Regions from separate parts of the Homo sapiens genome. Here region 2 is linked to region 1. Evidence: read pairs that join two places in POLR2A ChIA-PET (ENCODE). Cell type or tissue: Panc1. All regions are shown on one strand. Each heading gives the region's core, and the rest is flanking DNA. Links, peaks and the distances in the headings are about the cores only.

Region 1 (6,746 bases), core at 860-5,859:
TATACAGCAAAGTAGCCACAGACAATACATTAAAAAATGAATGGGCATTACTCTTTCTAATAAAACTTTATTCAAAAAAAAAAAAGATAACACACCAGATATGGTCCACAGGTCATAGTTTGTTGACTCTGAAGCAATTCCCAGAACCATCCAAATTTCTACAGATCCAGGATAAAGCAAAGAAGCTTTTAGGTTAAATGAGGTAAACATTTTTTTAAATCAAATAAATTAACAGACCAAGCAAAAACACTTACTATTTAAACACTGCCTACTAAAAATATATAACCATTCTATGAAAAGGAAATTTTCTAAGGAATTCAAACATAGTATCTTATGTGGCCCTATATATAATAATGAAGTTCATTAAGAAAATTATAAGTATTAAACTTCAACATTCCTCTGCCATCTTTAGAAACTTAAAAGACAGTGGGGGTAAGAATGGAAAGAATAAGGCTTTCTGTTCTGTTTAAAAACTCAGCTCTTTCACATCATATCCATACAACTGTAAGCAAGCCCTCAGTGTCTTCATCTATATAGTGTATTAGACAGCTTGATAACAAGTATGAACATAGTGTTTGGCTTATTGTAAAGAAAATAAACTAGGATTTATAATCCTATTGAATGCCTAAAGGCATTTTCGCACAGAAGTAATACTAATATCAGTTAATTATAACTGCATGTATAGTTTAAAAGGGAGCAAAAAGGTTAAAAATAGTATAGTATTAAAAGAACAAAAAGAATCAACTCCCTAAGCAAAAAAATTGTTTGAATTATGAATTTCCATGAGTTTAAAAAATACTAATGGTATTTTTATTAATGCAAACAACAAAGAAACAGACAATAAAGACACTGGGCTAGCTGAGACTGGTCCTGGAAATGCGTCCTCTTTGCCAGAGCAAATAGAAGGAAGGAAGAAACAGAAAACACTGGCCATAAGTTGTGGCAATACTAGCTAATGTTCACCAAGCAGCGATGAGAAGAAATGTTATGCCCATCTTAAAAATTAACAGAAAATGAGCTTGCATTTTAGCTTTTTGATGGGATAAGGATATCTGGATACCAAAAATCACTTCTATAATAGAGATGAAAATGTTATTGTCAAACATGTTTTCTTTTCACATTTTCTAACAATCCTAAATCATAATCTAATTCACAGATAAATATGGGGAAAAAACAAGTAAATTGTATATTTGTAATTAATTTTTAAAAACAAGTTAATATATAAACAAAATTACATTTAAAATTGTCAATTTCATACCTTTTCCCAATTTTTTAATTGAACATAAACTGAATATGAAAGCAACCAAACATTCAATCAGAAACAAAGAACCTGCACACTAAATGAACTCTCTCCATTAGAAATGCATTAGTTACTCAAGAAAATACAAACTATCAAGCAAGTCCCCTTTAAGAGAATAGGAAGAAATGTAATTTAAAGCCTATGTTTACCTCCAAGACTAAACAGAAGGTTGTTTTGTTTTTGTATTTTGGGATGATTGTAAGATTTGTCCTGCAGTAGACAACAGAACTATGGGAAGAAAGAAGAGGTGGGGAAAGAAAGGAAGAAGGAAGAAAAAACAAATTGTAATTAACCTTTCTACTAGAGATTGTTAACATTAAAAGTTAGCCCTTTACATCGAGTTACTATTAATTCACCCACTGGGGACAAAACTTACTAAAATACATCAGTAAATAAAACACAGATCCCTGCTCTCTCACAGTTTAAATTCCAGCAGAATTTTGATTAATAAGTAATGTTACAATCATAAATGCTATGAAAAAAGAAAAAGTCCAAGCAGGGTAAAGGGATTCAGAAGTTGGGGGGAAGAGAGGTGAAAGAGGAACCCCTGGGTTGCAATATTAAAGTAGGATGGTCAGAGCCAGAGTTGGTTTGTATTTCAATTGAGAGACAGCAAGATACTCAGGAAGCTTCCTGTATGCTCGATGTTCTGTGTACAGACAATGATGTATGAAGACGTGCCTTATATCTTGGTGTTGTCCGCTTACTACTGGAAGGCATACCTAGAACACTTCCTTATTCACAAAATACGTCATTTATGTTTTAGTTACTCTAATTTTTTCTCTGCAGTATCGATTTGTGCCTGATGCCTCCTATATATTGTGAAGCTACAACTCCTAGGAGACCTATCAGGCATTATAATTGACATGTTGTATATGCAGGCCATGATAAAAGCTATGAAATGCTAAAGAGAAGATGTGCCAAATCAAAGAAATTCTTAACTGTAACCCAGAGTCTATTCAGTCAAAATATTTTCAGACACACATTCTTACAAAATTAACATCAAAGAACTTCAAAGTTTTTCCAAGACACATGATACAGAAAAACAGAAAAATGTCACTAAAATAGAATGTCTAATGACTTAAGCCCTTCTACAGTTTAGGCAACAATTTGTAAATATCCAGCAAAGCTTACAATGTATCTAGGGCTATACACCCACCATTACGAATTTAAAATACCTGACTAGGGAAAAATAACAAAACACAAACCAGAACTTCTTTGCTTAAGAACACCTGGTCTTGGTTTTGTGGTTTTTTTTTCCCTACTGTGTTCACTATTCTTCAGCAGAAGACAAAGAGGAGGCAAAGGATAAATGTCTGTGAAAATGCATAAAGCTAGAACTATGAAGACACTAAGCTGAATTTTTTCAATACCTTCTATTGTAAATGCACAGGAATAAATGACAGTATGTCTGTGACTTATGCCTACTATTGTACCTAAAACACAATTCTAGATATGAATAAGAATTAAATGAGATGAGAGGAAGGAGTGGTCAGAACTTAATGAGAACGGGGGGGATATTTTGGGAAGCAGATAAGTGTGAGAACAAAAATCTTACCTCCTCTTCATGAGAGAAAAGAAGCCGGAAATTGTCTAAGGAATACTTCTTCTAGATAGGGTCCAGAAGAGGAAAATATCTTTCAAACAAAGAGGAAAAAAATGTGTTGTGTATGATTTTCACCCCCTTGATCTCACGTCAAGCAAATCAACAGTTGAAAGGAACTGCTCTAACAACTCAGACTCAACTAGACAAATTCACAAAACCTAAGTAGGCCACACCTGGCATGTGTTTACAGAGAAAGCTACAGGACAGGACAGGCTAGCAGGGCAGTATCACGCCAGGCACACAACAGGAGGACATGCAATCCAGGAGCTATTGTCTTTGCACCTCTCCCTACTATCATCACCATCACCATATCATTATTCAGGTAGGTATGCAAAGGGCAAAGAATCCACAAACGATACAAAAGTTACCCTGGGTTAGACACACCTGAGTTCCACTGAGAAACCACTATGATTGATTTTTTTTTTTTTTTTTTAAAGACAGAGCCTTTCTCTGTTGCCCAGACTGGAGTGCAGTGGCGCTATCTCGGCTCACTGCAACCTCTGCCTCCTGGGTTCAAGCGATTCACCTGCCTCAGCCTCCCGAGTAGCTGGGACTACAGGTGCATGCCACCATGCCAGGCTAATTTGGGTATTTTTAGTAGAGACAAAATAGCTGGGAGGATCGGTTGAGCCTGGGTTTCACCATGCTGGCCAGGCTGGTCTTGAACTCCTGACCTCAAGTTATTTGCCCATCTAGGCCACCCTAACTGCTGAGATTACAGGCTTCAGCCACTGCGCCAGGCCCACTATCATCTTATAAGCATCTCCTGGACATATCTTCCAGGGCACCCAATCCACGAAGGATATGCTGTTTTAAGAATGCATCACACCTTCCCAAACCAGGTGCAGTTCACGTGTCAGGAATCTCTTTGCCATACCCTATATGGTGGCTGTTAATATTGACATTTCACTTTAGATTTCAGATGAGTCAGAGCTAAACATTAAACCAAGGTCATTTATTCACAGAAAGAGAAACGGTTTAGGGAACCTTTTACAATGCACCTGGGTCCTCATCCCAACTCTGCCTGTAGGGTGCCAGTGGTCTTAGGCCTACAACTTAAGCCTCTTAAGACTCACCACCAACAAGCAATGACTGGGTTTATTGGATTGACTGCTAAGATCCTTTGAAGCCTTTTAAAAAATAAGAACTAGGCCCTGAAACGAAGAAGAAAATATCTCCTGCCTTCTAAGAAATAAGACAACAAAGATATAAAATCAAATATATATATATATATATATATATATATATATATTTTTTTTTTTTTTTTTTGTGAGGGGCTCTGACTCTGTTGCCGAGGCTGAAGTACAGTGGCACCACCTCGGCTCACTAAAACCTGCGTCTCCCGGGTTCAAGCAATTCTCCCACCTCAGCTTCCCAAGTAGCTGGGATTACAGGCGTCTGCCACTACGCTCAGCTAATTTTTGTATTTTTAGTAGAGGTGGGGTTTTGACACGTTGGCCAGGCTGGTCTAGAACTCCTAACCCCAGGTGATCCACCCACCTCAGCCTCCAAAAGTGCTGGGATTACAGGCACGAGCCACGGCCCCCGGCCTAAAGTATCATTTAAATAGCATGGAAAACTTGTTTTGATCATAGGACAGTTAAAGAAAAGCTGTCTCATTCAATCCCCTTTGTTTTATGCATACAGATTGAGATCGGAAATGGTTAAACATTCTTATCAGAGGTGATAAAATGAGTATTAAACTCTACATTGCTGGCACACTCAGTATCATTTAAATCTGACTATTTTGTACAGTACATAATATTGTCCGTTTTAAAAACAAGTAATTAGGTGCCCGGCCAAATTTCTACTTTTCAAGAAAAAGAAAAGTATGAGAACACTTTTTTGTGAAAGCCCTCAAAGACCTGCTGGGTGCGGTGGCTCACACCTGTAATCCCAACACTTTGGGAGGCTGAGGCGGGCGGATCACGAAGTCAGGAGTTCGAAACCAGCCTGGCCAACATGGTGAAACCCCGTCTCTACTAAAAATACAAAAATTAGTCGGGCGTGGTACCATGTGCCTGGAGTCGCAGCTACTCGGGAGGCTGAGGCAGGAGAATCGCTTGAATCTGAAAGGCGGAGGGAGGCAGAGGTTGCTGTGAGCAGAGATCGTGGCACTGCACTCCGATGAAGCAAGACTGTCTCAAAACACACACACACACACACACGGAATAGAATAGAGAGAACCCAAAAGTAAATCTACACATTTACAGTCAACTAATTTTTGACAAAGGTGCCAAGAACACACAGTGGGGAGAGAACAGTGTCTTCAATAAATGGTTTTGGGGAAACAGAATGAATATTCACATGTAGAAAAATGAAAGTAGACCCTTATCTTTCACCATATACAAAAATTAAACAAAAAAAATGGATTAAAGACTTAAGCATAAGACTCAAAACTAGAAAATTACTAAAAGAAAACTCAAGAGGAACACTTCCTGACAGCAATCTGGGCAAGGATTTTCTTTGGATAGGACCTCAAAAAGTACAAGCAACGAAAGCAAAAATAGACAAATGGGATTACATAAAACCAAAACCTTCTGCACAGCAAAGAAAGCAATAAACAGAGAAAAACAATAACCTACAGGAGAAAATATTTGCAAATTATGTATCTGACAAATAATATCTAAAAGAACTTAAGACAACTCAATAACAAAAAATCAAATAACCTAATATTTAAAATCGGCAAAATGGCCAGGCACAGTGGCTCATGCCTGTAATCTTAACATTTTAGAAGGTGAAGGCTGGAGAATCGCTTTAGGCCAGGAGTTTGTGACTAGCCTGGGCAACATATGGAGACCCCATCTCTATAAACAATTTAAAAATTAAATAAAAATAAATAAATGGCAAAAGACCTGAATAGACATTTCTCAAAAGACATGCAAATATCAACGGGTTTATGAAAGAATGTTCGACATCACTAATCATCAGGAAAATCAAAACCACAATGAAATATTATCTCACCCCAGTCAGTATGAACATTATCAAAAAGACAAAAGACAACAAGTGCTGCTGAGAATATGGAGAAAAGAGAATCCTTAACACACTGTTGGTGGCCATTACTGAAAATAATATGAAGGTTTCTAAAAAAAAATTTAAAACAGAAATAACCACCATATGATCCAGCAATCCCACTACTGGGTAAATGTTGGTCAAAGGATACATAATTACAGTTAGACAAAAAGAATAAACTTCAAGAGATCAATTATACAGCAATTTGACTAAAGTTAAAAATGGCATATTCTTGAAAAATGTAGAGTAGATGTTATGTGCTCTTACCACAAAATGGTAACTATGGGGTAATGCATTTATTAATTCACTAGATTCAACCATTCCTCTCTCTATATGTATACATACATCATATATATACATACACATCATATATATATACATCTCATATATATAATCATATATATATACACACATCATATATATGGATACATATATATGATATATGATATATATATGATAGGGTCTTGCTTTGTTGCCCAGGCTAGAGTACAGCAGTGTTATCATAGCTCACTGCAGCCTTGACCTCCACCTCCCCAACCCCAAGTTCAAAAGATCCTCTTGACTCAGCCTCCCAAGTAGCTGCCCAGCAAGACCAGCTAATTTTTAACTTTTTGTAGAGACGGGCCCTCACACTGTTGTCCAGGCTAGTCTTGAACTCCTGGGCTCAAGAGATCCTCCTGCCTTGGCCTCCTGAAGTGCTGGGATTACGGCATGAGCCACCACACCCAGCCAATATATGTATTTCAAAAGATTTGTGTTGCACATGACAAAAACATAATGTCGTATGTCACTTTTTTAAAATTAAAAAGAAAAAAAAAAAAGTTTGGC
Region 2 (6,746 bases), core at 525-5,524, 78 kb after region 1:
AAATCGTATCCTAAAATCCTTATTTTTTATAAGTTCTGCCCCATAAAAAGGTAATTGCAGAAAAAGAAAAGATAAATTCATTATCTATTCTCATTACCTTATTTCAGAAACCCAAAGTAGATGAGTCAATTGCCTTATACTGTGAGTTAATGACATATGATAGCCACTAAACAGAAATGTAGCAACATTAGTATACACTCTTCCCAATTAGCCTGTTGAAATTAAAGGAAGAGAATAAAACATCTCTCCCTAACCCATAAACTGTGTTCTATTCACAGTTGAAGGTAACCACTAAAATATGTTATTACTATACCCCATCTGGCAAGGTGTTTGCTTATGCTCATGTCACATACTTTCCAGACTATTACTCTATGAAAGGCTGTAGATTTTTAGTACTTAAATACTCTAAAAAAAATTTCCATATAGATCCCCGTCAAAACTCATAAAATTGAAATCATGGCCAGTCGTGGTGTCTCACACCTGTAATCCCAGCACTTTGGGAGCCTGAGGCTGGCAGATCACTTAAAAGTCAGGAGTTCGGCCAGGCGTGGTGGCTCACGCCTGTAATTCCAGCACTTTGGGAGGCCGAGGCGGGCGGATCACAAGGTCAGGAGATCGAGACCATCCCGGCTAACAGGATGAAACCCCGTCTCTCCTAAAAACACAAAAAAATTAGCCGGGCGTGGTGGCGGGCCCCTGCAGTCCCAGCTACTCAGGAGGCTGAGGCAGGAGAATGGCATGAACCCGGGAGGCGGAGTGTGCCATGAGCCGAGATCGTGCCACTGTACTCCAGCCTGGGCAACAGAGCAAGACTCTGTCTCAAAAAAAAAAAAAAGTCAGGAGTTCGAGACCAACCTGGCCAACATGGCAAAACCCTATCTCTACTAAAAATACAAAAATTAGCCATGTGTGGTGGCGGGCGCCTGCAATCCCAGCTGCTCGGGAGACTGAGGCAGGGAGAATCGCTTGAACCCGGGAGGCAGAGGTTGCAGTGAACCAAGATTGTGCTATTGCACTCCAGTCTGGACAACAGAGACTCTATCTCAAAAAAAAAAAAAAAAAAGAATCCTAGGATCTTAATAAAGGAATTGAAGTATCGAGTATACTCATTCAAGTATTTGCACAAATAAGAGAACTTCAGGTAACATTTCATCTGATCATCTTAATAGACATTTATAGAAGCTAAGTGATTTACTCATGTAACCATGGCTTTACAAAGAATTGGTTTAAAAATACTTGTTTGCTTAATATTAGACCCATGTTAAAATGCTACCCCATTCAAGCAGATGCAAACTAAGAACAAAAAACAAAAGCATCCACTCAAAAACTGAGTCACTGAATGTCTCTTTACAATGTCCCGCTCTCCACTGTGCTGAAAAAGACACAATGAGAAGAAAAGAGAAACACAAAAGGTTATCAGGAAAAAAAGCACTTATTGATTCCACATCCGATCTCAGACAAAATACCGAAGATATCAAATAGACTGACACCTAGTTTATTAAAAAGTTAAAAAAAAATCCACCATTTTAAGGTAATTAAAATTTTTAAACATTTAAAAAGAAAAAAAAAAAAGCTTGAGAGTCCAGAGTACAATTTCCTTTTTTTTTTTTTTTTTTTTTTTTGAGATGGAGTCTCGCTCTATTGCCCAGGCAGGAATACAGTGGCACGATCTCAGCTCATGGCAACCTCCACCTCCCAGGTTCAGGCTAACAGGTAGCTGGGATTACAGGCACATGCCACCACACCCGGCTAATTTCTGTATTTTTAGTAGAGACGGGGTTTTACCATGTTGGTCAGGCTGGTCTCGAACTCCTGACCTCGTGATCCACCCACCTCGGCCTCCCAAAGTGCTGGGATTACAGGCATCAGCCACCGTGCCCGGCCCAGAGAATACAATTTCATATAAAAAAGAATTACTGTCCAGGCACAGTGGCTCACACCTGTAATCCCACCAGCACTTTGGGAGGCCAAGGTGGGCAGATCACCTGAGGTCAGAGGTTCAAACCAGCCTGGCCAACATGGCGAAACTCCATCTCTACTAAAAATACAAAATTAGGTAGGTGTGGTGGCACATGCCTGTAATCCCAGCTACTCAGAAGGCTGAGGCAGGAGAACTGCTTGAACCTGGGAGGTGGAGGGTGCAGTGAGCCAAAATTGCGCCATTGCACTCCAGCCTGGGCAACAAGAGCAAACCTCCGTCAAAAAAAAGAAATTACTCTATTAAGATACCGTAATGACCATCTCTGACCCTTGCAGCCCAGAGTTTTGTTTTTTTAAATTCTACCTCCTGAAACCTTCAATAAAGGGGAAAATAGGTGGCAAACTTCACAGTTTAAATGTTCAACAGGTATTCCTCCTCCCTCATCCCTCAAACCTATTCATTTCACATAAATCTCCTGAATCTGGGTACTCTATGTTTACCAAAATGTATTAACCTTTCAGCATGATCCTTACAGTCCACACTAATTCTGAGTTACAAATCTAAGCTCTCAGAAAGCAGAGCTTTCAATCTAACTCATTTTGTTTGATTCAAAATCATGCTGAAAAGCTTACATTCTATACATAAATATTAAAAATTTTGGGCGGGTGCGGTGGCTCACGCCTGTAATCCCAGCACTTGGGGAGGCCGAGGCGGGTGGATCACGAGGTCAGGGGTTCAAGACCAGCCTGGCCAACATAACGAAACCCTATCTCTACTAAAAATACAAAAAAATTAGCCGGGCATGGTGGCACGTTCCTGTAGTCCCAGCTACTCAGGAGGCTGAGGCAGTAGAATCGCTTGAACCCAGGAGGTGGAGATTGCAGTGAGCCAAGATCATGCCACTGCACTCCAGCTTAGGCAACAGAATGAGTCTTTGTCTCAAAATAAAAATAAGAAATAACAATTTCAGGCCAGGTGTGGTGGCTCACGCCTATAATCCCAGCACTCTGGGAAGCCGAGGTGGGCAGATAACAAGGCCCAGAGGTTCAAGACCAGCCTGGCCAACAAGGTGATATCCCATCTCTACTAAAAATACAAAAATTAGCTGGGCGTGGTGGTACACGCCTGTTAGTCCCAGCAATTTGGGAGGCCAAGGTGGGTGGATCACCTGAAGTCAAGAGTTCAAGACCAGCCTAGCCAACATGGTGAAACCCCATCTCTACTAAAATTACAAAAAAATTAGCCAGGCGTGGTGGCCAGCACCTGTAATCCCAGCTACTTGGGAGGCTAAGGCAGGAGAATCGCTTGAACCCAGGGGGCGGAGGTTGCAGTGAGCGGAGATCACATCCAGCCAGTCTGGGAGACAGAGCAAGACTCCATCTCAAAAAAAAAAAAAAAAGAAGGATGTAACACCAAATTAGTTGCCTTTATAGTCAATTACCCTGGTTGGCTGGAACTAATACAGCACAGTCTTACCATAAAAATTTACTGAAGGGAGATGGTTAAGAGACATTCTTCTGGTAGATAAAACTCACTTACATTGTATAATACATATATCCTATACTGAATGTTAATAAATTAATAGTAATGGCTCAAATGAAACTCCAGTGCAGTCAGAATGCTGTAAAACAGTGAGATCTAAAAACACTATCTTAACTTAGGTACACTACTAAGGAAATAATGAAGAAAAAACCTAACAGATTAAGAAAATAAAGTTCTAGCTGGGCGTGTAAGCGGACACCTGTAATCCCAGCTACTGGGGAGGCTGAAGCAGGAAAATCGCTTGAACCCAGGAGACGGAGGTTTCAGTGAGCCAAGCATGTGCCATTGCACTCCAGCCCGGGCAACAAGAGTGAAACTCCATCTCAAAAAAAAAAAAAAAAAAAAAAAAAAAAAGAGTCCAAAATCTTAAGCATCATTATACCTAACTACCTGACACATATATAACCAGATAAAGTCAACTTACTGTGACACAATTCCTAACTAGACTAGGTTTTCCCCCAGTACTGTGGCTACTATTCCAGAATTAAAAGGGCAAAACCATCCATTTTCTTTTTTTGTGTATGTGACGGAGTTGATGCTCTTGTTGACCAGGCTGGAGTGCAGTGGCGCAATCTCAGTTCACTGCAGCCTCCGCCTCCCGGGTTGAAGCTATTCTCCTGCCTCAGCCTCCTGAGTAGCTAGGATTATAGGCGTGTGCCACCACTCCCAGCTAATTTTTTGTATTTTTAGTAGAGCTAAACATTTTATCATGTTAGCCAGGCTGGTCTCAAACTCCTGACCTCAGGTGATCCCCCTGCCTGGGCCTCCCAAAGTGCAGAGATTACAGGCGTGGGCCACCGTACCCAGTCAAAACCATCCATTTTCATCTAAGAAACTAACAAATTTTTCTTCCTTTGCAACTCTGGCAGCACTAAAATTTAAATGAACAGTTAAATGTGACTATAGCACACCTAAATCTTTAAGGTCTAACTCAAAAAGAAGATGCTGCCACATTACAGTGGAACAGGGCTGTCACTGCTCCCATTTTAACACAGGCCCTCACAATCCATTTTAACATGAAAATGGTATTAAGAACTCTGCCAAATGCTGGAAGGAAAAAGGTCCATCCGTTCAAGAAACATCGTAGTTGGGGCAACAAAACAATAAACAGTTATGGGATTTGTGATCTTCATTAAGTGCAATGGAATCTCAGAGAAGAAATATCCTGAGTCAGGATGGCCAGAAAAGGATTCATGGAAGAAGGGGGACTGAAACTAGGCTATAAGAAGGACAAAGGGAACAACAGCATGCACAAAAGCAAAGTAGTGAGTATGGCAAAAACTACCGTATTTGAGAGGCCGGCAAGAATCCCAACTAAGAGTGAGAAATAAAGCTGAATAGGTAGAATGGAACCTTCTTAAAAGCCAGACTGAAGCATACAAATTCAATCCAGTTGGCAAAGAGAATCCATTATGGGTTCTCCAGCAGGGGAACTGACAAGATGAAACCAGTACTTTAAATAAATTACACTGTCAGTAGTTACAGAAGATAAAATGAATAAGAAAGGTTGCTCAGGGCAACCAAATAAAAACTTAATAATCCAGACCTACAACCATTCATTCATTGAGAAGACAGACTGCTAGGTAACAACACTGGCCTAGAATTCACACAAACTGGGCCTAAATTCCTGCTCTGTCCCCTACTACCTGAGCCTCAATTTTCTCACTGTTAAATTCAGGCATCAGCACTCAGACTGTCACAGTACTTGTCAAAGCACCTGTATAGTCCTGATACATAGAACTTTTGACTATTAGCAAAGTGAACACTAGTGCTAAATTAAGTATGGTTAAAAATGGGAAGTGAACATAAGATAAGGCTCATAGAGGAACTGAACTTCTAAGGACAACTATCTAGACAGCATCTGATAATACGGAAAAGAATACACAGATAAAAAGTGGTCAGGAAAAATAAAATAAAACCACCTACCCAAAGTAATCACTACAGCCTAAAAGGCAGACCCTAGGTTCTGCTGGACCCAAACCTTGAAAGAGTTCCCTTTGTATTTAAAGAGTTTGCCTGGCACGGTGGCTCATGCCTGTAATCCCAGCACTTTGGGAGGCCGAGACGGGCGGTCAGGAGTTCGAGACCAGCCTGACCAACATGGTGAAACCCCATCTCTACTAAAGATACAAGAAATTAGCCAGGCAAGTGACAGGCGCCTGTAATCCCAGCTACTTGGGAGGCTGAGGTAGGGGAATCGCTTGAACCCGGGAGGCAGAGGTTGCAGTGAGCCGAGATCGCACCATTGCACTCCAGCATGGGTGACAGAGCAAGACTCTGTCTCAAAAAAAAAAAAAAAAGAGTTGAAGCTGGGCGCGGTGGCTCACGCCTGTAATCCCAGCACTTTGGGAGGCCAAAGCGGGCAGATCACAAGGTCAAGAGATGGAGACCACATGGTGAAACCCCGTCTCTACTAAAAATACAAAAATTAGCTGGGCGTGGTGGCGCATGCCTATAATCCCAGCTAGGAGGCTGAGGCAGGAGAATCGCTTGAACCCAGGAGGCGCGAGGTTGCAGTAAGAGGAGATCGCGCCATTGCACTCCAACCTGCACTCCAACCTGGGCAACAAACAAAGTGAGACTTTATCTCAAAAAAAAAAAAAAAAGAAAGAAAGTAAGTTGAAAAATGTTTCAAATGGTGCAAGTAGGCTTAAGAAGTCCAACCCAGATGACAGAATAGCAACAAAGGCATGCAAAAAAGATCCACCACCGTACCTACACCAATCATGTAAATTATTCATAGTATATGTAAGCCTTAAACCACAACTTTTTAAGAGTAAAAAAAACCAAGCTAAGTTTACTTCAAATGGGTTACTTAGGAAATGGAGCTATCAAATCCTTCCTATGACATTATGCCCCTACTAAAATAAATAACAAGCAAATAAAATGTAATACAAAGAAACAAACTTCAAAAATCAAACCTATCAGGAGCAACTTACACTTACAGGATGCTTAGAATGTCAACCATTGTTCTAAGTACCTCTCACACACTAACTGGATCTTCTTAACTCTATGAAAGTTGACTGTCCCCTTACACTGATGAAGAAACAAACACATTAGGGCCAGGCGCAATGTGGCTCATGCCTATAATCCCAGCCCTTTGGGAGGCCGAGGCAGGCACGTTACCTGAGGTCAGGAGTTCGAGACCAGCCTGGCCAACATGCTGAAACCCCATCTCTACTAAAAACACAAAAATTAGCCGGGAGTGGTGGCAAGCACCTGTAATCCCAGCTACTTGGGAGGCTGAGGCAGGAGAATCACTTGAACCCAGGAGGCGGAGGTT

What was found. Peaks named below come from ENCODE experiments on the same cell type or tissue, not always from the same donor. Only the 100,000 strongest peaks of a DNase experiment are listed, where the experiment ranks them.
Region 2: POLR2A ChIA-PET joins it to region 1 with 11 read pairs; 11 of 35 experiments call an interaction of 5 or more read pairs at or near these places.

Annotation. Positions count from the first base shown.
Region 1 is chr3:177,107,951-177,114,696 of GRCh38, forward strand. The region is part of intron 1 of TBL1XR1 (TBL1X/Y related 1); the gene reads right to left. Among named protein-coding and RNA genes, the nearest start is that of TBL1XR1-AS1, 74 kb to the left of the region's middle. In Panc1, for the core only: no CTCF peak of the experiment used is centred there; no DNase peak of the experiment used is centred there; H3K27ac peaks cover 2,381 bases.
Region 2 is chr3:177,186,346-177,193,091 of GRCh38, forward strand. The region is part of intron 1 of TBL1XR1 (TBL1X/Y related 1); the gene reads right to left. Among named protein-coding and RNA genes, the nearest start is that of TBL1XR1, 7.8 kb to the right of the region's middle. In Panc1, for the core only: no CTCF peak of the experiment used is centred there; no DNase peak of the experiment used is centred there; H3K27ac peaks cover 1,990 bases.